Regions from separate parts of the Mus musculus genome. Here regions 1 and 2 are each linked to region 3. A link is a loop called in an ENCODE intact Hi-C map of the cell type or tissue named here. Cell type or tissue: left cerebral cortex. All regions are shown on one strand.

The links. Hi-C counts contacts between places; a loop is a spot of excess contacts. Peaks named below come from ENCODE experiments on the same cell type or tissue, not always from the same donor. Only the 100,000 strongest peaks of a DNase experiment are listed, where the experiment ranks them.
Region 1: it touches region 3 in a loop (7-fold over the local background); 3 of 42 quality-filtered maps call a loop at or near these places.
Region 2: it touches region 3 in a loop (5-fold over the local background); 5 of 42 quality-filtered maps call a loop at or near these places.

What each region holds. Positions count from the first base shown.
Region 1 is chr13:42,676,622-42,684,621 of GRCm38, forward strand. Phactr1 (phosphatase and actin regulator 1) reads left to right here and starts at 4,178. Exons shown (of 14, transcript NM_001302635.1): 1 at 4,178-4,305; 2 at 6,029-6,179. The coding sequence starts at 6,077. In left cerebral cortex, no CTCF peak of the experiment used is centred here; DNase peaks (open chromatin) are centred at 3,937, 4,164, 4,872, 5,454 and 3 more places; H3K4me3 peaks cover 4,390 bases; H3K27ac peaks cover 4,755 bases.
Region 2 is chr13:42,571,247-42,579,246 of GRCm38, forward strand. No RefSeq gene overlaps it. Among named protein-coding and RNA genes, the nearest start is that of Phactr1, 110 kb to the right of the region's middle. In left cerebral cortex, CTCF peaks have their summits at 4,658 (motif pointing right) and 6,079 (motif pointing left); a DNase peak (open chromatin) is centred at 4,663.
Region 3 is chr13:42,819,409-42,827,408 of GRCm38, forward strand. All of the region lies in intron 3 of Phactr1 (phosphatase and actin regulator 1), which reads left to right. Among named protein-coding and RNA genes, the nearest start is that of Phactr1, 140 kb to the left of the region's middle. In left cerebral cortex, CTCF peaks have their summits at 3,374 (motif pointing left) and 7,409 (motif pointing left); DNase peaks (open chromatin) are centred at 1,247, 1,352, 2,219, 2,516 and 4 more places; H3K27ac peaks cover 3,961 bases.

The DNA.
Region 1 (8,000 bases), 140 kb before region 3:
TGAGTCAAAGGTTAAGATTATAATAGAATGATCTGCCAGAACAGTGTCTCCTCTCTGGCAGACCATTCTATTAAATCTTCACCTTTTGCACATGTGCATGTATATCTTTCCACCTTTGCACATGTGAATGTATATTTTTTCACATGTGTACACACTGTTGCACATGCATGTTTATATGTGTCCATACAAGTGTGTGGCGGTCAGGTTGACATCAGGAATCTTCTCGGACACATTCTCCATTTGACATACTGAGACAAGGTCTCTCACTGGAAGCCAGAGCTCATCCATCAGCTCATCTAGATGGCCAACTTGCTCTAGGGATCTCCCGTTTCTGCGTAATGCGTGCTGGGATTGCAGATGGGCTACTGTGCCTGGGAAGCAAGGATCCAAACTCCAATCCTCATGAGTACTTTTACCTAGCGAGTCATCTCCCTCTCCCCAAACTACTGCTTTGGAACTGTACCTATCTGAGGGTCAACTCAATAAAAATGAATGGATATTCAACCTATGTATCCATGGGCCCATCTATATACTTGACAAACTGTGGATCAAAACATCCAGTGTAAAAAAATGTAGCTGTACTGAATATGTATGGGATGTTCTTGCTATCAAATATTGCTAGGCAATAATGCATAAGAACTATCACATAGTTTGTATATTGTATTAGGTGTTATGGGTTACCTGGGAAATTTTAAGTACTCAAAAGGATGTGTGTAGGTTATATAAAAATAATTCATCACATGATATAAAAGACTTGAGAATTTGAAGATTCTGAAATTTATGAGGGTTGCTGAAACCAATCTCCTACATATCTGGAGGGAGTGACAGCCATACTTGTTTAGCGAGCTAGTGATTTACCTAAGGCCCTCAACCGAAGCACTCTGCCAAGGCATCCAGGATGTTATTTTACTTTAAGAGATATTCTAATATTTCTAAGTGTATACATGGTTTATTATCCAAAGAAAATGTCCCCAAGGTTTCATGCAGGCAACAGTCAGAATTTCCTGGAGTCTAAACAGGGTCTTCTAGAGAATTCTATGATACAATGAGAGAACCGAGTAAAGAAGGCCACTGTACAATTGTGAGAAGAACCACAGTAAGCCTGTTAAACCCTGCCCGAGCCCAGCAAAGACCAAGAAGAGGGTGTAAGAAGAATATGTTTCTCGTGGTCTTCTCTTTCTGAATGGCTGGGTCTCACAGCCTCAATAGACTGAGGGAGTGTAGAGCCAAGGGGAAATTAACACCGCTAATGTCTTTACTTCTCTCTGGGATTTATTCTGGCGTATATCTCTGTTTCAAGTCAATGCAATCCTTCTACATTTTTTATACACATTGCAGACCTATCTTCTTACCACCAAACTGGAAACAGAAAGGTTTTCAGGACCCCATCCAAATTGTTTGACCCCCCTTATAACCTTATATTTTCATATGATTTGGTTTCTTTTTGATTTATAAATTAACTTCTATGTATATGTCACATGGTTATATTGACATTGTCTGACTTCGCTTGAACTTGAGATGCTTTTGGTTAAATTGTCCAGTGCTTTATGAACGTTAGCCTGGGACATCACCAGCTACTCTGTAATGTATGTCAGAACAATATGGTGACATACAATAAACTTAGTGATACTTTTAAATAGGTAAAAGTTATAAAAAAAATACTTCTGAACTGATCAGATCTTGACTTTGTTTTTGGACAATTTCTATGCTTCCCCACCTTTACAAGTAAAATCCCAACCCTGGAGGATAAGACAGGAGGACAGCAGAATCATGAGTTCAAGTCCAGACTAAGCTATATGGAGCTCATAGTCAACCTTGACTACACAGGGTCCCAAGCTAGCCTGAACTACACAGCTCAATAAATCAAGATCTAGGGACACAACTCTCTAGTAGAGTGTTTGTCTAGTTTGCTCAGGTCCTTGCACCATATGAACATCAGTAGTTAAGTGATAACTTCACAACATGAATGTTCTTGTATATAATCTAGTCTCCTCAAAGAATGAAATCATCAACTTTCAAATTCTATTTCAGAGCAGGGCAAGGTGTCACATGCTTTTAATCCCAGCACCTGGGAGACAGAAGCAGGTGGATTTTCCAGTTGAAGGTCACCTCAGTCTTGACAAAGCAAGTTCCAGGACAGCCAGAGCTACACGGGGGGGTGGGGGGGGGACCTGCCTCAAAAAGAAAGAAGGAGGGAAGTCAATTTTAGAAAGTGGTCCGATTATACTTTGAAAATATAATGATTATTTTGTAAAATGAAGTCCCTTTTGTGAATGTCTTTTCCTTCCCAAATCATTGCTTTTTAAAAGTTAAAATCTTACCATTTAAGAAAAATCATAGCCTTTTCACATCGCTTTCATTACTTGGGAGGGAAGGAGAGATGAAGAGAGAGAGAGAGAAAGAGAGAGAGTGAGAGAGAGAATATAAATGGGGGCTAAGAGACAACTCCAGGCGAAGTTTGAAGCAGGGTCCTTTTGTCATTTGCTGCTGTGTGTACCAGGCTAGCTGCTCTACAGAGTCCAGGGAGTCTCATGTCTCCTCCACTTTACATCTCACTTTAGGAACACTGGCACTCCAGACATGCCTTAGCCTATCTGACTTTTATGAAGACACTGATGATTCAACCTCGGGGTCCGAATGCTTGCACAGCAAGCGCTCTACCCACGGAATCATCTCCCCAGCCCCAGCATTTTATAAAGCAACTCAAGTTTCCTTTCCTTGGTCAGGACTCCAGAAATTATTGAATTCCAAACCCACTCTCAGTTCCAGGAACACAATCTATTTTTCAAATGTCCTATTTAGCATCATCTTCCATCCCAGGCTCATTTGCACTTAACAGAGTATCTGATGTTTTTCAACTTAATCTCCCTTTCTCCCCTTTCTCTCTGTTTCTCTCCTTTCTCTCTCCACTCCCCCTCCCCCTGTGTCTCTCTCTGTCACCTATGAGTCATTATAATTCCAGTAGAAGCACAATAGAGGGTTAGAACCTGTCGCCCACACCCTACTGTAAGTGAAAAGAACCAGAAGACAGCTTTCTCTTCTTGTAAATGTCAAGTGTTCACCTGTCTCTATTGAGGGCTGAATAGCAATGCAACCTTAAAGCTCAAAGGCCTGGGGTCTGAGCAAAGCTTTGCACATTCAGAGACCAAGCTGCCTTCTCTACAAGGCCTTTCTGATTGATCATTACATTTAGGTCTCCCACGAGGCTGATCTCTCTATAGCACTAACTTGGTACCCGGTTTTCTCTGATGGAAGGGGAGAGCCCACCCTATTATTGACCCACAAGATAGTCAGCAAGGCATTCCCTGATTTCTCTTTTCGGAGACAACCCCTTAACCCACCAAAGGCAAGGTAGAATGGGAAAGGAAAGGACAATTTTCAAAGTCAGTTGTCAGTCACTCTCTAGCACTTGTCCTCTGGCTGAGCTATGGACATGGGCAAGAGGAGTCTGATCTTCCTTCCAAGTCCTTGCAAGCAAGCATGGCTTCTCTTGTATTAACATCCTATCCTGATGCTACCCACTACCCTGTACTAATCATCACTTCTGCTTGGTCCATACAAGGTGGAAGAAGGTTACAGAAAACACATACGGGGGCATGGCTGGATTAACATTACAGCTTTAAGAACATATCTCAAAGTCTCATGCTTACAAGTCCTTCCTGGGGAGCAGTAAGAGGATCTCATACCAGGCTAATGTGAGGGACACAACCAAAGCATCTTTTTTGCTGTGGAGATAATAAATCTGTTGCATTCAGGAAAGAAGAGAGCATTTGGGCATTTTGAAGATCTGACCATGCACAGACAAAAAGAGGGAGAGTGAAAGCCTTCTGTATTTCTCTCCAGAATGTAGCTCGCACTTTTAATTGCCCACCTTGTTTGGCAGCTCAGAAGGAAATGGCAGGGCACCAAACCCTATCCTACCAGGAGCAGCCTTCAGGATTAGCAAGTACTCCACACCTTGGAGAGCCTAGGAGACAGGAGAATCATTTTAAATGCAAATTAAATTGAGGGGGTAGCAGAAAAGAACACATAAAAGACGGTAAAACAAAACCTTTCAATTTTCTTAAATTAGCAGGCTAATGCGTTCTAAAGAGCGGCCCCACTTAGATCCCGGCTTTGGGGGGAGGGGGCATTTCATCACAATATAAAACCCGACAGATCCATCATTCCCCTCCACCCAGTGCTCTTGACTGGAGATTGAAGGGAAAATTAGAAGCTGTTCATTTGGGCTCACAGGCTCAGCAGCCCTGCTCAGCTTGCCCGCCGCTCACTGACAGCGTCCTGTTGAAGGGGGCACAAGTGCTGGTGAGTATCCCCTAACTTTGAGAATTCTTCCCTTCGTGCGTCTTTCTGGCTGTGTTGCCTTGGGTGGGCTAGGTAGGGGTTGTCTCCCAGAGGGTCTGCGTTATAATGCGGCTTTCAAAATATGGGAAATTTCAGACAGCTTTTAAGCTGTTTCTAGGGACAGAAGGAAAGAGTTATTTTCAGCCTAGGTGCCGGTGACTGTTTTTGTGTATTAATTATAATGGGAATGTTCACTGAACATACTATATTGCCAGTTAAATAGCCTTTCTCCATCACCCTACCCCATTCAGCAGAAAGATAGAGACAGGTGCTCCAACATGGTCTAAACACTACAGACCTCCCCACTGTTTAATCATTTACCATGTATTTTGTTCTTACTGCAAAGCAGACTGGGATTTGAGATCGCAAAAATAGATTATTAAAGCAGAAATTCTGATTTTTAAATAACCGGTGAGATCTCCGCTTTAAGAGGTGGGAGAGTAGACTGTGAATGGCCCTGGATGATGCAAAATCTTCATGTAGATTTTGATGGTTCCCTGCCAAAGTTTTACATGGGAAAGTGGTAATTTCCTTCCTTCGCAGAGGAGGGCGTGGAGAGGCTGGAACTGGCGTCACCTTCGGTTGCTAAGGTAACCTGTTCTGGCCATTTTATCTGATAGAGAAAGTCCAGTGGACAGAATACATTATTCATCACTGATCTAATCAGATAATCAAAACTGTTTACTTTCGCTGGGAATATTTAATAAGATCGAAGGCAGCTGGTTGAAACTGCTCATTTGTTCTATCGACGGCCCTTGGTTTTACATGTTTTTACAGTAAGTATTCTTTGCTGTTGGGGTACCTTTGGCTATTTTTTTTTTTTAAAGTTTCCTCTTATCAGACTTGGTTTCTCAGATGAGAGTGTGCAGACTTAGGAAGCAAGTGATTGCTTTAGCCTTCAGAATCTGATTTTTAAAGACTTCCTCTTGTTCCTCCTTTGAAATATAATAGTGCAGAAATAGAGATAGATCTTCTGTGCCAGTATCAGGGGTAACTGCATGGGCTCCGTGAGAAGGGGCTGGCTGGTTTTCATGCCAGGCTAGTGCATGCTATAGGAAACACGGCAAGGCTGTGATGTTTGCCGCTGCTGCACGAACCACGGTTCTGTATCAAAAACAGCCTATACCGGGCATGGGCAGATGAGCCAGTAGCACTGTATAGAATGTGCTGAAGGGAATGGCTGAAGACTAAGGAATTCAAGGCACTTGTACAGCAAACAAGCCAGCCTATATTGCAAAGTGTCTATGAGAGGAGGATCGGATTCCCAGGGGATGCTTTCTACTAGAGGGGACACCAGACACCCCTGGATCAATTGAAGAGCAACTTGCAGGTAGGGTGATACTTTCCAATGCCTTTTATCGGGCAGACTTTTAAAAACTAGAGGTACATGAATTTAAAAGTATACCTTTTGTCAGATAATATACAGCAAGGAAAGAACAGTATGTTATTCCTCTTTAACGTGAATCATTTTAATTTTTGCAGGCAGAATATATTATTTTAAATTGGTGTTAACTAAAGGTTGGATCTTCTCATGCAATACAAAGTCTCTGGCAGTGGGGGCTTTGACATTAGAAATGTCAGTCAAATGTTGGAATATGATAATGGCGTACTCTCATTTAAATTAAGGAATACACATACTTGACATCCTGAAATACTGTGTCTTTCTCCCCTTCCCCCTTTATAGAGAGCTAAGTGATTGCCTTCTCTCAAAATCCTGTTCTGAACATTGAAGATGGATTATCCCAAAATGGATTATTTTCTGGACGTTGAGTCTGCTCACAGACTCTTGGATGTGGAGTCGGCGCAGAGGTTCTTCTACAGTCAAGGAGCTCAAGGTAACAAAGGGAGAAGAGGGGGGGGCCTCACCCTCAGGCTGCTTTGCTGCAAACAGTGCAACATCAGTTCCAACAGCTTGAAAGAGCTCTGTCTTGAAACTTCATTCACTAACATTCCCAACTTGATAACATTTACCAAAGTGCTGCCAGAATTCCAGAACTGACTAGAGAAATCTATAGTCCTGGAGGTGTAAACAAGTGTTGGGTGCCTATCTCTGAGAGCTTTGTTAGCAAATGATTCCCAACTGCTTGTGTCGGTAGCTTATGCCCAAGAGGACTGAGGGATGCTTTCCCACCTGGAAATTGTTAGGCAGGCAACTATTACACTTGTGGCGATCTCAGGGCACCCTGACCTAGCTGAGTACCATCTGACTGGATTATGGGCTTCTGAGATAAGTGGGCCACTTGTGTAGCTGTCTTATCTGGTCTCAATGAGCTCAGTTGCTTTCTAAAGAATCCTCAGTGCACATTCAAGGACTTCCATCCACTTCTGTGAAAGTAAGGCAGACTGTGTGCTTTCATTACCTAGTTCAAGGTAATTGATTAAGCTCTAACATGCTTGCTCTTCTGTCCAGGTTCCATTTAGAACATTTGCCATTGTTAAGGTGGCCAAAGAATTTAAATGGTTTTGTCAAATTGATGGGTAGGAGAGTTTTTTCTTTTTTCTTTTTTGTTTAAATCATAATTTGTGTTTTTCATGAAATGTTTAAGATATCCAGTCAGATGACTTGATTATGGCTGTATCCCAGAGAACACATCGAAAAGGTGGACAATGGTCCTGTTTAAATAGGAAGGTAGTTGAATTCGGGAAAGTCATGAAACAGAGCTATGAAGGAGATACATTAGAATCCTGGCATCTTCCACCTTGGGCATGATGGGAAGCTCATCTTGGGCACTGATAATAACAACACCCCCCGGGGGGTTTTCTCAAGTGTTCTTATGAATTGTTTGTGTTGCTTGTGGCTCTTGGTAACCTTGAGTGCTTTCAAGCCTCTTGCTTCCATTTTCTGGGTATGAGCCTATGCTCTTAAAGTCAAGAGAGGCTGGATATTATCTGCAGGATTTGTTTAGGTCTGCAGGCTCAGCAGCATAGTTTGATTTTGGCAAAAGTGATACCATGGCTAATTCCAACCCTCTAAGAGGAGAGAGGCAGCATTGCTACTGTCTGTCACTTCAGGAGGTCTAAGAAGGTTCCTGAGAAGAAGGGACAGAGGCTAGTTAACACCTCCAGCTTGTTCTGGGTCTACAAGTAGCTAGATGGCTAGAAGATATGGAGCTGGAAGAGAGGGGAGAAGAGAGAGGCTTCCACCCCACATAGCACCTGACTTTATACATGGCTACCTCTGCCCCAGTGCATTCCGTTTCTGAGTCTTACTCCATGACAGGCTCTTCCAGCTATGCTGCAGATCAAGAAAGGAAGCAGTAGTTCACCATGGGGGCTAAAGATCTCTATTCACTTTTTCTTGAGGATGATGGACTCTTGGCTTTTATGGGAGGGAAGCGGGCAGGGTGTGTGGGAGGCTTGAAGATTACAAGGCAGCCTGGTAGCTGCAGCAGATGGAGCTGGGGGTGGAGTGGTCAGAATTGTCACCAGCAGTGACGGTGGTGTAGACTCCAGAGCTGGAATAACTGGGAAACACATGGGAGGTGGCAGCATACGCGATGGCTTCTCCTTGGGGTCACGTGTGCCTGCGGGTGAGGAGGATGCTGATTTCCATTCCAGGAATCCTAGATTGGCAGGGTTCAGTGGGCTCCCCAAACATTAGGGAGGCCGGGGGTCCTCAAATCAGAAATCTAGATGTTTTCGAGATCTGCAGCTAA
Region 2 (8,000 bases), 250 kb before region 3:
CACAGCTCAGGGTTACTGCAATGAATTGCTTTAGCGAGTTAAAACAAGATTAAACTGTAAAATTACAGCTGTGTACGCCCCATAAAATGTAAACATCGCCAATGGTTAAAGAAAATAAACTATCAATCAAGTAGGAATAAACAAAATGTCTTTATTGTGAGAAAACCAATCTATAAAATTAGAGTACACACATCATCCATAATGATAAAGATATAAATTTTCTTTTTATTGTAATGACCACAATAGTCAGTCTCAGTTGTTCCTTAGTGTAATACAAGTCCCAAGTGTGTATACAAAAGGGAAAGAAAAGAGACATTTTAAAAGGTTTGAGGAAAAGAATCAGTCTCTCAGTATTAATCTTGTTGTTGTTGTGGGGCTAGAAGCCAGGCTCTCGAAAGCTAGGTGAAATTCTAATATTACACTGTATTCCCGGTCTCAGCTTCTCATTGTGAAGAGATAACATTATCTACAGTGAAAATTCGAGACATCAGCAATTGTTCCATTTCAAAGTAAGGACTAATGGTAAATCAGTTATCAGAGTGTGTTACTTTTCTACATAGCAGAAACACTCAGATAAATCCATGAAGGAGCGTCCTGCCAGGCCCTCGATCGCAGAGATGACCTGGTGAATGCTCAGGGGATCTCAAAACAACAAAAACAGCAACAACAATAATGACGACGATGACGATGATGACGACGACGACAACACCCAACAAGGAAACCCAAAAAACAGACCACAAACCAAGCCATGATTGTAGCAAAGGGATTTGGAGGAGTGGACCAATTAAGAATGAGAGGGGGATGGAGGGGTGTTAATGATGAGCAGGTATGTTAGACGTGTGTGAAGTTGTCAAAAATAAACTCAAAGAGGAAGGGCAATTTAGCATGTTTATTTTGCAAAATGATCAATTATATAAAGTGCATTAATAAAAATCTAACCAAATAGCCACAAGGCATATATAAAGAATACAGAAAACTTCTTTCGCTTAGGAAAGGACTCAGCTAATGGAAACTATGTCGTATACTTCAGTAACAGTACCTGTATAATACTTGGGCTCTTCTCAAAGGAGCCTGCAAGGTAATGCCATTGCAGTTCTGTCTCCAACAAGACTTCATGGGACATAAGGAAGGTGATTTTGAAACTTATTTGAAAGAATAAAGAGTAATGGATAGCTGGAAAGTAAGAAAAACAAGAATAAGTTGTCCCTTAGGCATAGAGGCTTCGTATAAAATTATAGTAAAAAACATATTAATAAGATGATGTTGCGCATTGATAAATAAAGCTAGAGTGAAAGAAATGAAACATAGGAAGAAATCCACAGAGAGTAGAAACTTGACTTATCACAGCGGTAGGGTTTGAGGTCCATAAAAATAAAAATAAGATATTGTGTGTGTGTGTGTGTACATATATACACACACACATATATATAATACCATATCTCATGTTTGTGTATATACATATATATACTTACATATATGCATATATACACACATACATGTCACATCTACAATTTCAAACCTTTGATTATACTCTCTCTTTACACTAAATGCTTCAAGCATTGAACTCAGAAATTGAAAACATAAATATGGAAGCCCAAACCACAAAACCACAAGGGAAAAATACCTACCTAGAAATGAAATGCTGAAGAACCGCAATGATTTTAAAATGGAGGACACAAGTAAGGTCCATTAGGAGAGTGAAATAATATCCTACGAAGCAAGAACATGGGGTTATAGTATATTACAATGTACAGATGCAAATAAAATACACATAAGCTAAAATACTTGCCTATCCCTAGGCCTCTTGTAATTAATGAGTTTCAATGAATTAAATTCAAGAAGTTAAAGAAAAGGAGAAAAAGCTACACACACACACACACACACACACACACACACACACACATACACACACACACACAAATCAGCAAAAAGTCCCCAGAAAGAATTACAAAGACAAGGAAAGAGATGCACGGCTCAGAACACAAAGATGCTTATCTTCTTCAAGGAAGAGAGAAATGTATGTAGGCAGGACTGTGAGGGCTCCAATCCACACTCCCCAGACTCAAAACAGCAAAGCGCCAGGCTTCAGCTCATGTCCTGAGGTTGCTGAGTGACGACTGGCGGGAGCCTATATATGTTCAAAACTTTGGCAAACAGGTTTGGACTCCCCAGAATTTTGAATATTCAAAGAATAGGACCTAGCAAGCTTGAGCTTATCATCTAAGAATCTTGAGTATGTGTAACAGGGAAAAAAATCTACCCCCAGATTTCCATCTGAACCCTCCTGTGCACTCTCTCTGAGGTAATCTTATGCTCAGAACAATGGGATGTCTATAAGAAGTGGAAGACGTTAATCTGTACAAAGGGATACCACATAATACCAAAGATTGTGTATAGGTGAGTTGATATAAGGCGACACCTGAAGGAGAGTTTGGGTCAAAAGAAAAGAAGCTTTAGAAAGCACAACTGTAAGGAGGATTTCGTGTATATAAATTCCCACCCAAGTCAAAAGGTAAGTTGGACTTAGACTGCATCTGTGTGTTATAAAAGAAAGCCAGAGACGGAAGGACCTAAAACACACGCCATTGGTTACCTCTGGAGCAGACATCAATACATGCAGCCATCAAAATCTATGAAGTTTCACTAATCCTGTCTATGAAGTTCTGTTTCTAAAACCGAGTGATGGGGATGCAGGATACCAGCTGACTGTCATTCTTCCTGCTTACATTTAAGTCCCTTATAGAACACAAATGAGTTAATTCACACCAACCAACTGCACTCACTGTCTGCTTCCTTTTCAGAGACCATCAAATCCCTTTATTTCTTTGCCTTGTCGACAGTTTGGTAGGAAACGATTTTAAATGTCCCATCTTAAGCTTAATCCAGGGGGAGGATTTGTTTGAAAATGTACAAGAGGATAGAAAGTGAGCAAGGGCCCTGGGATACCCCAGATGGGGCATGGTGTAAAGGGACAGGGTTTTGAGGGACAACAGCTTTGTCAAGATGCCTCTCCCACCAAAACCTCCTGGCTGGCAGGACTGCCCTGTGTGGGAAACCCCACGTCACTCAGCACTTCCTTAGAACATTAGTGGTTCAAGGAGGCTCTGCATAATAGAGTGTTGACCACAAAATAGGAGGAAGTGGGGCACAAAGGGGCGAGGAGTGGAATTCTAGCGCTGGGTTTCCTCCTAAATGTCTTCCCTTATACACGTGTTGATGTTCTCCCTGGTTAAATATTTGAAAAACACATCATAGTTTATTAGGTGTTTTTCCCCCTAAAAGAACAGCCTGTTCTCATCCAAGAAAGAATGACAGCTCTCTCTACTTATTACATGAAAGTGTCAGCTGACTCCCCAAAGCAGCTTGCTTGTCCCCCCCCCCTCTGTCTTACTCTGTCTCTCTGTCTCTTTGTCTGTCTCTGTCTCTCTCTGTCTCTCTGTCTCTCTGTCTCTCTGTCTCTCTCTATCTCTCTTTCTCACAAACACACACACACACACACACACACACACACACACACACACACACAGGATAGGGGGTGAGTGAACCTGTAAAGTAAAACTGGTTCAGAGTAGAAACTGCACAGGAAATTAAAGACAGTAGCTGGCTCTAATGATGCAGAGGATGGACTGCACTGCTGAGCTTTACAGGAACGAAGGGTGATTTCAAAAACGCTGGCAATACTCTATTTTTTAATTGCTGTTTTGTAAACCACCACGTGTAAATGTTTTATTGGCTCTCTTGGATACATCACACTTTTAACAATACTTTTTCTTGTATTATATTTTTACTCTATTTGAAGTTCTTTCTAGGTGCTAAAATGCAGTGCTCTCTGAGGACCCCAAAGGAGCAGGCATCAGAAGCAAGGTGGAATGCCTCTATGCTTTTCAGAGTTCAGGCTTTTAAACATATGCCTTTAGAAGAAATAGTTTGAAAGTGTAGTCTCCGCCTTTTACCTCAGCCTGAAGAAACAGAGTATTTGCTGAGATGCTCTGGACAAACGTTTCTCAGCTAGGGGTGGGGTCTCAGTACTTTCTCCCCTATCCAAGATGGAACTGGCTTGGTCCTGGATAGGTCTTATGTAGTATCTTTAGCTCCTGTGAGTTTGCCTGTGCATCAGAAACACATGTCCACAGACAGCACTCTTCCCCACGGTTTGGCTCTCTCACCCCCAACTTCCATTCTGTCTCTGCCTTGGTGGGCAGAGGTGAAGAGCCATAGAGATGGTCAATCCGTGGCTAAGCACTGATATCCATTTACACTCAGCACTCTGACACTTAAGGCCTCTGCATTAACCACTACCCACTGCAGACACCTTATCAGACCAAGACTGAGAGCATCACAAATCTGGGGCAGGAGGCTCCTAGTCCTCTTAGGCATCCCTAAGCGGAGGAAGCCCCGCCCCAGTCTCTCGCTTGGAGCAAAGTTCTATGGGTAGATTTTTGGTGGGCCATTATCATTATCATTGTTACTGTTAAACTTTTTTGCGTGAGTGGTACGTGTGAGTGTGCGCGAGTGTTCATGTGTAGGTCAGAGGACAGCTTCTGGGTGTCTGATATCAACTTTCCACCTTGTTTGACTTGGGTTCTCTTCATGCAGCTAGTTGGCTGTGAGCTTCTGTGGATTCTCCTGTCGCCACCTCCTATCGCCAGTAGGGGGCGCTGGAACTACAGATGCTTGCGCTTCTCCTTCAGGCTTCAAATTCCACAGCCAGTCTTGACAGACATTTCTGTACAGAGGCAGTCTCCAGCCCTGCTGCTTTGACTCTGGAGAACAAGCCTGGGCTTTCCCTCGCCTTTCTTTTCTTTTTTTTCACACTAGATGAATTTATGGTATATGCGAACTAGTATTTTACAGAGTTGATTTAGGTAGAGACCAGGCAGATTTCCGTAAGAAACTTCCTATCCTTTCATACCACTGAATTTGTGGCCTGTAATTTTTGCTATTTCCCAATATGCGAGTTTGTGGCTTTTTGAATTAGTGGAATGCTGTGATTTATGAGCTTCCCTCTTTCGACCCTCTCAGCTGACTTTATCAGCGTTCTCTAACGGTATTAGCAAGAGAAAATAAACTATTTTTAGGACTGATGATCACACAAAGTTAAAGCCCAATCATCCCAAGCATGTTGCAATTTTCACAAAATTCTCCTGAGGTTGTTTCTTCTACACGTGGTTTCAGCTCAGAAATCATTGTTTCTTAAAACCTTATCCTAAACACAAGACCATAGGATATGGAGCCTGTGCTCCTGAGCGGCTGCTGGAGCTGCTGCAGCCTCCTCCTCCTCCTCCTCCTCCTCCTCCTCCTCCTCCTCCTCCTCCTCCTCCTCCTCCTCCTCCCCCTCCTCCTCTTCCTCCTCCCTCCTCCTTCCTCCTCCCCCTCCTCTTCCTCCTCCCTCCTCCTCCCTCCTCTTCCTCCCCCTCCCCCTCCTCCCTCCTCCTCCTCCTCTCCCCCCTCCTCCTTTTCCTCTTCCTTCTCCTCCTTTCTTTTCTTCAAAATCTTAATTTGGGCATAGCCTTCTGATGGATACTGGTTTGTGAGGGAAAGAGAGAAAAGAAAAACTTAAACAGAAGCAAAAGAAGCAAAGGACCCTCTAACAACCGAAGAACAGGTGGTATAGGGGAGGGTGGCTGTTCACTTTTATTGGTGGGTGAATAGCCCTGGGTAAGATCAGATTAAAAACCAGCTGTACCATCTCTGTGGATCCGACAAAGGGAAAGATGGATCTGGGTGGGAAGGTCTTAGGGAAGGAAGCTTCAAGTGAGCAGGTTTCAGCATCCTTCAAGCACACCCAGCCTGGGTACTTGCCAGTTCCCATAGATTTCCTAAAAGATAAATGGTGGACTCACCAAGATAAAGGTATTTGAAAAAAAAATTGACTTAGAAGGATAGATAGAATGAACGTTCTCTGTTTTGGCACCAGGAACTCCTAAGTATGCCAAAGGACGTCATTTGGGCTGGAGAGATGGCTCAGTGGTTAAGAGCACTGACTGCTCTTCCAGAGGTCCTGAGTTCAATTCCCAGCAACCACATGGTGGCTCACAACCATCTGGAAAGGGATCCGATGCCCCCTTCTGGTGTGTCCAAAGACAGCTCATGAATCCTCATGAATCTCTCCTGTCAACACCAGCTCCAGTGTAGTCACATACATATGACAAAAATAAATCTTTTTTAAAAAATGTTTCAAAGGATGTCATTTAGTTTATTCATGAACAACAGAAAAAGAATGACTTGGCTTCTAAGGAAAAATTAACTCTCTGGTTCTGAGATGGTCACCTTTCCAAATGCTAGAAGAACCACCCAGCGTTATTCAATAACGTTGCAGCATATCCAGGGACGAGCCCTGCAGAATGACTTGCTGAACCTAAGCATAGGCAGAAAGAAACCTACTCTGGTGGCCCCTAGAAATTCCACTGTTGCCTTAGCTTTGCTCTTGATTTAAGATGTCTTTGTTCTGGGTAGGTGGTTCCTCTCATCCTGTTGGTATAAGCCCACAAAGGCAGAATGTCATCACTGGGTGTTAGACTTCCCATGGGTATTTAAAAGCAAAGGAATATTGGCTCAGTGCTGATGATAATAAATGTAACAGAACTGTAGAGAATCCTCACGAATCTCTCCTGTCAACACCAGCTCCAGTAGGGATAAGAAACAAAGGCTCTGCCACAAAGTGGAGGTTTACTGTGCAGTCAGGAAAAGAAGTATGTAATTTGTGCCTTGCACCATGGATGCCCATCAAATGCATGTATGTACTTGGTATGTACTAAAGAAGCATGCCAAGGCCTCATTTCCTTCCCAAATAGTGGGCAAAGTCAGCTGATTCCCAGGAAGGAAAATCTGGCTTTCTCCTTGAGAAGCTAGATGAAGGGATTAACAGAGATGCTGTAAGTGCTGTGGCCATTAGATTGGTGATGGGGGCCATGCTCCGGTAGGAAATGACAGCCTAGCTGAGAGCAAAGACAACTCTTTGACTCTTTTTAAAGCAGAGTCTCAGTATGGAGCCCTGGCTAGCTTAGGGTTCACTAGAGAGGCACAGGCTGGCCTTGAACTCAAGACCTAAGATTTTAGCTGTGTATCACCGTACCAGGTAAAATGACTGTTTCAAAGATGGAGGCAATTGCTGGTAGACATGGGAGAAAGATAGTAAAAATAGATAGCAAAGATGGCCAGAGGCAGAAACCAGGTTGAAAAGAATATACAAAAGAAGGGGAAACTAATTTCAGTGGCTTAATTTTTTTACTTAAATTAGCCTTGGATTTCCTCTAGAAATTAGATTATGGTATTCCATCCCTGGGACAAGCATTTATCAAGTATGTTATATACTCTAACCATTCAAGTCTAGAGATTCAAAACATTGGTAAAATATTGGGATAGCTTCTATCACAGATTGCAGAGTCCAATAAAACGTGGCCAAAATGAACTTTGAAGAATAAGCAAGGACTCACAAGAGATGCCGTAGCCTGGGGCAACACATGGCCATTAATGATTTCCAACTCAAATGGACCCCCACACGGTCCCTGCAGTTCTCCAGAGTGACAAACACCACAGTTTGATCTTTGAACCATTCAACACCACCCTGCAGCTACTCACCGACCAGAGACAAACTACTTTGTATTCCTCAGAAGAAAGAGGCATGGAAATATTCAGTTTATTGCTGTCTTCCCCACCTCACTTCTTGGCTCCCAGGAGAGGGCCTTCGCCCCTCCTCTCTTCAACCACACATATCCAGACCCTTCCAACCTCACTCAAAACTTATGGTCTTTATCTCCATCCTCTTTTGCATATCGATCAGATTTAGTGTGAAGACCTCTGCTCACTGGATTTAGTGTGAAAGCTTAGCTCTTCTCCATTTGGAAGATCAAATACATGTACACACTCACACACATACCCAATCACCTCCACATGCGGCCACACATGCTCACACATGCACACACAGACAGACATATACACAGGCATGCATACATACGCACACACCCTTTCATTAAAATAATATGCTATCTTCCCCTTGC
Region 3 (8,000 bases):
GGATTATGCCCTCCAGGTCCATCCATTTGGCTAGGAATTTCATAAATTCATTCTTTTTAATAGCTGAGTAGTACTCCATTGTGTAAATGTACCACATTTTCTGTATCCATTCCTCTGTTGAGGGGTATCTGGGTTCTTTCCAGCTTCTGGCTATTATAAATAAGGCTGCTATGAACATAGTGGAGCATTTGTCCTTCTTACCGGTTGGGGCATCTTCTGGATATATGCCCAGAAGAGGTATTGCTGGATCTTTCGGTAGTACTATGTCCAATTTTCTGAGGAACCGCCAGACTGATTTCCAGAGTGGTTGTACAAGCTTGCAATCCCACCAACAATGGAGGAGCGTTCCTCTTTCTCCACTTTAATCCCAGCACTTGGGAGGCAGAGACAGGTGGATTTCTGAGTTCGAAGTCAGCCTGGTCTACAAAGTGAGTTCCAGAACAGCCAGGGCTATACAGAGAAACCCTGTCTCGGAAAAAAAAAAAAAAAAAAAGAAAGAAAGAAAGAGAAAGAGAAAGAGAAAGAGAAAGAGAAAGAGAAAGAGAAAGAGAAAGAGGAGAAGGAGAAGGAGAAGGAGAAGGAGAAGGAGAAGGAGAAAGAGAAAGAGAAAGAAAGAGAAAGAAAGAGAAAGAGAAAGAGAAAGAGAATGAGAAAGAGAAAGAGAAAGAGAAAGAGAAAGAGAAAGAGAAAGAGAAAAAGAAAAAGAGGAAAAACCCCAGCCCTTGCCTTCATGCACGGGGTCATACTTGACCTATAACTTGATTCGTGCAATTTCTTGCCTCTCGCCAACCTCCCTTCTCATTACTTCCTCATCCCCAGGACAAACTTATTCCCTGTTAGAGGCCTTCCTTCACTGACTAGGGCGATCTTCCCCCAGAGGGAGAAAGAGAGAGAACTATCGAGCTAACACCTCCACTCCACTTCAGAAATCTGTAAGACCTCACCTTCAAAATGAGGCATATGTAAATCACTGGCTTTGAAAATTAAAACTACCCGCCATACTTTCAGTCCTTCAACCCCCTTTAGTTGTCTTTAATACCCTCTCCCCACACCCCGTAACCTCTTGGCTATTCCATGTTCTGGGGTTTATTTGTTTTCATTTAGTTTGGGTTGGCCTGTACTTGCAGGCTGCCATCTGCGGCAGTGGTACACAGACACACTGTGACTGTCATGCCAGGGTCGTGGGAGCATTCAGCTCCTCACACGAGGCATTTGTTTGTGCTGAGAACATCCAGAGTTCTCTTGGCAGCAGTTTTGAAATACACAGTGCCCTATTGTTAATCACAGCCAATCGTCCCTGCAAATGACGATCGGGTCACCTCTCCCTATCTGTGCAGCCAGAAAAGCCAGAGCTCACTCCCGTTCCCGACTGTAACTTGTGTATTATCCACTACCTGCCCCCCACCTCCCACTCCCTCACGAAGGCCTGATGGGACTGCCTATCTGCTGCTGCAGCCCAACTGCTGATAGTGATGTATGGCCCACACTGAGGCTCAGTTCTTTTTTTTCTTATGTGTAGCAGGGGAGGGGTGAGTACATGTGTACATGTGCATGCTCACGTATGCCTGCCCGCAGAGAGACGAGAGGTCAACCTCACAGTGTCTTCCTCTACCTCTCTTTGCCTTATGCTTCAACCGGCTTGTTCACTGAACCTGGCGCTCACTGCTTCAGCTAGACTGGCATCCTCCTGTCTCTGTGCCCCAGAGTTGGCGTTGCAGACCTGTGTGACTGAGCTGGTGTTTAGCGAAGGTGCTGAGTATCTGAACCTGCATACACACACACACACACACACACACACACACACACACACACACACACGCTTGCAGAGTAAGCGACGACCCCATTCACCCCACCCCCCACCTTCCAATACTATTTCTTGATGGCCGATAGAAACCCTATCTTCATTCCTTGAAATAAAAGCTCGAGAAGAATTTTTCTAAATCAGGCAGCTACGTCCTTGTTTTACCTGCTTTTCAAGGGAACCTTTAAAAAGATGTGTTTTGCACTTGGTCATCCATATTCATTGTAGTTCCCTTCTTCAAAGCCGGAAATTGGAAACAGCATAGACGTCCATCAACTGGAGAATGGAAAAAGGGGGCTCTTTTGACATATTCTTGTCTAACCTTTCACTCACCCTGCCTGAACAAGCCATTTGCCAGGCTCAGGACTCTCAGCTGCTCTAACAGCACATGGAACATGTGGGCGAGGGGTGGGGGTGAATAACGTGAGGAGTGTCATCCATTTTACAGGTCACATGATTGTTCAGCGAAACCGGAAGTTATTTAAAGCTTAAGCACCCTTTCTAGAACTTTGCATTTCATACTTTAGTACCATGCTTGGCTGCAGGGAACTGGAATGTCAGGCAGTTAAAACTCAGCTAGAAGCAGAGTCCAGGACCTTGAGAGGTGAAAGGGGTGTACATAGCTCCTCGCTGAGCCAGACAAGGCCCTGTGGCTCCAGCGGCTGTTTTATAACAGACAAACAGTGCAATGTGGGCTGAGAAACTAAAATCGGAGCGAGGCGGAGGAGGGACGAAGAGAGGAGGAGGGAGAGGGAGGATGCGTAGGGGGATAACAATGGCCACAGACTCTGCTGTCATCTCTCGGCATGCTTTTATCTGAGGTAGTGCACGTCTGCAGCCCCAGCACCCTGGAGACAAGGGCAGGGGGGAGTTCCAGTTCAAGGCCAGCCTGTGCTAAGTAACAGGGTTGTGGTTTTGTTTTCATGGGGCTTGAAGTTCATCCTCTCTCCGGACATCTGCAGAATCTCCACAAAAAATGAGCTGGGGTAATCACAGCAGAGGGGGCCAGAAGGTCACGGGCAGCAAAATAAATGCGTTGTAAGTGAACACTTAGTCTATAGGGGGGTTCCAGGCATGCAAGATGGCTCCGTGGAGAAGAGGGGACTTAAAAGTTGTATTGGGGGCCCCTTCCCAGGCCTCTCATGTAGCCTGTTGTACTTTTGAGCCACATGTTTGGGCACTTACTGTTTTCAGCCAATTCCTACGTGCCTTTCTCTTCACGCTGGCCAAAGCCCACGTGTTTTCTCCCATCCTTGCTCAGATACTCCCCTCTCTGGCCAAACAGCTCAGGGCCTCCCCTCCCAGGAAGATGGCTAGAGGACTCCCATGAGCCTCCAGACTCACCAAACCAGTCCCGACGTTCAAGGCAAAGAACATTCTAGAACCCCAATTATATCTACTTGAGACCAGTGGCACCCTTCACCTGACAGGCACAAGAGAAGATGCCTCCGGGTAACAATAACATATCTACCCAATTTGCTCGCCTGAGTGGTAGCCTACAGGGCAAAGGGATACATTCCTGTAGAAGCCTCCACACCCCGCTCACCTTTTAAGCTCTACCGCCATCTCGTGGCTGGCTTTGGTATTGCATGTGAACAACTGCGTTCACTTCTAACAGCCCCTACAAATTGCTAATTTCTTTCAGTGAGTACTTCCCGGGGGCCCTAAAACTGCAAACACGTGCAATTAGAAAGCAAGGTGATAAAGCTACACAGTAAGAAAAGCCTCTGGCTGTTATTTCAACTACTACACTTCAAACCTGAGAAAGAAGATGAGCCGTTTGCTGCCATGTAGCCAGAGGCTTCAAGTTTTTGCATTGTTCATTAACCTTTTTGCCAGGCCATGTTGTCACCGCAAAGTTCTTCTGTCTGGGAAGTAACCAGGTACTATTTCTTTGAGTGTTACCCCAGAGGAATTCAGCTTCCTCTTGTTCTCAAATGCTTTTCTATCTTCAGACAGGGTCTTTCTCTGGATAGTAAGCTGGCCTCCTACTCACCATGAGGCCCAAGCTGTCCTGCAGAGTCTTGGTCTGCCTGCCTCAGTCTCTCTAATGCTGGGATTGCAGACGTGACCCTCCACATCACCTTCTGGTGAGGTCGCCCTCCTCACCTAAACCTCTCTGAAAACATCCTCACAGGCATGCCCAGAGATGTGTCTCCTGGATGATTCCAAGTGACACACCAAGTTGTCAATGGAAACTAAGGGTCAGTGCTAGTAAAGTGGGTGTTGAAGATTTGCTGGCATCTATAGATTCGGCACTCACTACAGGCCTTAGGACATATTCCCACGGTGAAGGAAGTTGACTGGAATTCTAACATGAAGCTAGGGCTGAGAATCTGATGATCCACAGGGCTCATGCCAGGGAGATCTCACTAGTGTTCTGTGCATAGCTCCAGATGGACAGACAGACAGACAGAGTCGTGTGTACCACTGCACCTCAGAGCAGGGCTGGAAGCTCTGTGTCCTGGTGCAGCTTATAGCCATCACACTGACTTAGGGATTAGCAACAGAAGCCCTGCAAGTATCGGTAATTTATTGGATGTCACGTAACACTTCTTGTATAAGCTATAACCCTGAATTCAGGAGATATAACGACTACTCGCTGTTAGCAGACATCGTCTGTACTACTCAACATGAGCATGAATGGGCTTCAATAGGAGGGTAGGTGTGGAGAAGCATCTTGTCTTAGATTCTTTAGAAATGGGCCATGTGTTCCTTCAACTGTTGGCTTAGCCTGGTTGCTGCTAAATCCTTGCTTGTGTTTCTCAGATTTTCAATAACAAGGCACACAGATCGCTCACTCCCTCCTGACGCCCAAGGACAAATTAAATATTTCTCATGGGACCAAACTGCCAGGCAGCCCTGTGGAGTGGAAAGAGGCATAGGAGAGCTGGGTGTAATCCCAGTTCCTGAGAGACGGTGGCTAAAAATAAAAGTCAACCGCGGAGAGGCACTCACTCTTCCGTGACCAAAACACTTCTAGATGATTTCTTGGGGGAACTAAAATATCTCTTTTTAAAGAAAAAAAATAAAACATCATGAACCAGCGTCTCCTTGTCTTGCTGATTTTGATCTGGACACTTCTCTTGCCTTGTAAGCGCCATTTCTGTCCTTTGTATTTATCTAGTTATTTATTTCAAAGGTTGGGAGGTCTCTCTGGAGGATGAGAAAGTTAGCTCTCCATCTCCAGTGGGCTACGGATGCTGCTGTTCTAAGAGTACCTTCTTGGTGGTGATGCTAAAGGTCCCAGTCCTCACTTGTGGTGATTTGAATGAAAATAGCGCCAAACAGGCTGGAGGGGCCAAGAGTTCTACACTTGACTCAGCAGCAGGCAGCAGGAAGAAAGAGTGACACTCTTTAAATAAGCTCACAGGGAGTGGCACTATTGGGAGGTGTGGCCTTATTGGAGTAGGTGTGGCCTTGTTGGAGGAAGTGTGTCACAAGGGGGCAGGCTTTAACATTTCAGATGCTCAAGCCAGGCCCAGTGTCACTCTCTCTTCCTACTGCCTGCTGATTCAGATGTAAAACTCTCAGCTCCTCTGGCACCATGTCTGCCTGGATGCTGCCATGCTTCCTGCCATGATGATAATGGACTGTAGACTTCTGAACCTGCAAGCCAGCCAGAATTAAATGCTTTCCTTTATAAGAGTTGCTATGTTCCTGGTGTCTCTTCACAACAGAAACTCTAAGGCACCCTTGTTAATCAGTTCGTGCAGCATCCCACCTTAATCCACAGGCAGACCTGGGGAAGTTCTCCAGGCAGGATGGTGCCGTGCATTCTCTCAGAAGAAGCCACTTCTGAAAAGGACACAATTGAATAATGAACGCAAGGCTTCAATCTCAATTTCTGTGCCCTAATTTTACAGAATGAAAATATTTGACAGCCTCATTCCTAATTCTCACTCACCCTATGTGGGAGCATTAGTGAACAGCATATAGTGATATCTGAGATCTGAAAATGATGCCAAGGAATCAATCTATTCCTGCAGTGCAAGGGGTGCCTCCTACTGGAAGTTAACCCTGTTTTGTTGGGCCTTGCATCACCCTGTCCTACCTTAGCCAGGGTTTCTCAGCTTCCCTGGATAGCTTTTCCTGCTATTCTCAAACCCATATGCATCCCATTCATAGTAAAGAAGATGGAACTTGCATAACTTCTCCGAAATCGTATTATTGCATAGTCTATTACTCCAGTGTGCCCACCAGACAGACACTATCTATCAATCTATCAAACAATCGATTGATCTATCTACCTACCTACCTACTCTCGCTACACTTAGCTTGCTACCCACTTTCTTTCGCCCTTCACTTATATCTTCAACTTTGTTTCCCCTCCATCCCCCGCTCCCGTTACTCCGCTAAACGGTCACCCAGTATGGCCTACTCCCTTGCCCCAGAATGCACTGGGCATTTGTAAGTTTGTGTTCTATAAAACCTGGGGGAAGGAGGACAGGGAACAGCGTTCAGGAGTTAGACCTCTCCTTTGGTTTTCCTCTGCCTGCAGGCCACTACATTCTTTAGCTTCTTGCCCTTCCATCTGCTCACAGAAGCCCCGCGGTTACGCTCAGGCTTGCCCTAGAGGCTTGTCTCTCTTGTCCACAACCCCCCTACACAGGGAACTCCCCACTTGCACATCTCTGGCTATCAGCCGATGGTTTGTAAAACCCCACATCAACCCTGGTTGCTCTTCCTCTGTCCCTCTCTGTGGCTGATGCTACTTTAGCCCAGGTCACTGGCATCACCCCACACTGGTACCACTCCTACCACATCCAGACTGGTACAGTCCTTTAGTTCCTGATCCAGCCTCCATGCTCTAACAACCACAGCGCTACACACCACACAACCTGTCTCTCTCCCCTGCACCCTCCCCCCTTGGCCACAGAGAATGTGCTTTCGTTTTCATAATGCAAACCCCTTAGCAGATGTTCTAGAAGGTTCTTTGGAATTGCCTATAAATCTTCGTTTAAGTTCTTCTACCACTCCGTCCACGCGGCCCCTGCGCTGGACTCTGGACACTGAACTCGGGGCACACAGTTCCCATACCTTCCTCACATCAAGCCCTTTGTCCATGCTGTGTCCTGGGTCTGAAGGGCAACTCCCCAACAGAACCAGCCCAAATGCTCCTTTGCCAACATCTACTCCCATACCGAGCTCCTGATAAAGACCCCATAGATACCTTAGGCTCTGACAGTGGCTTCCTGGCATTCCCCCCAAGTCCCAGGGCCTTGCATTCCACTACGTAGTACTTAACATTGCCGAGTTTGTCTGTGTCTTTCCTGATTTCAGATCAACCAAGGTTGACTGAATAAACTCAGCCTGGTTTTACCTTCCAGTGCAGGGATTTTATCCGGAAGAATAACGGCTTTGCTTTGAAGGCGCCGTAATAAAAATAGACCACCGGGCAATGTCTTACCTGCTACTGTCATGCGTGTAAATTTTCAACTAATAAACCTCCCTTTGCTTGTCTGAATGAACAAAACTATCATGAAAACGTGTGGCAAGTGCTCATGGGATTCTGACACTGATGTATCTAAGCAGCAGGTGAAAAGGGAGGCAAATTTGGGTTTCCTTCTGCTGAGGTTACCGTAAGTTTGCGCCCTCTTCTGGACAACCTGGGAATAGCTCAGGATGACAACCCCAACTGTATGATTCTGATATTATACGGGCTGCAAATGAATACAGGAAGATGTACCAGGATGGATACAGGACTTCTGTTCTCCTTTGCTGCCTGAATTCATTGTAGACGAGGCTGCCCTCTCTGGTCTGGGCTCCAGTGTGCTAGGTGTCCCTCGGGCTGAGAGAAAGCCCCTTTCATTATTGGTGGTCTCTGGTCGGGTAGTCAGAAACAGCAGTGGAGGCATAGTCTCCACCTAGCAAGCCCTGTAAAGCCTTGGCGGCAAGATTTAGCCAATACTAGGAAAAAAACCCTATCCTGCCCTCCACCCTGAAATATCCACCATAGGAAACTCCTGAAACTCCATCCTGACATACCTAGCATAGAAACTTATTGCCCCACATTCTCACTATAGATATTTCTGTTCAACCCCCAACCACAACTCTGGTATCTTAGTTAGGGTTCTACTGCTGTAAAGAGACACCATGACCAAGGCAACTCTTATAAAGGACAACATTTAATTGGGGCTGGCTTATAGGTTCTGAGGTTCAGTCCATTATCATCATGGTAGGAAGCTTGGCAGCATCC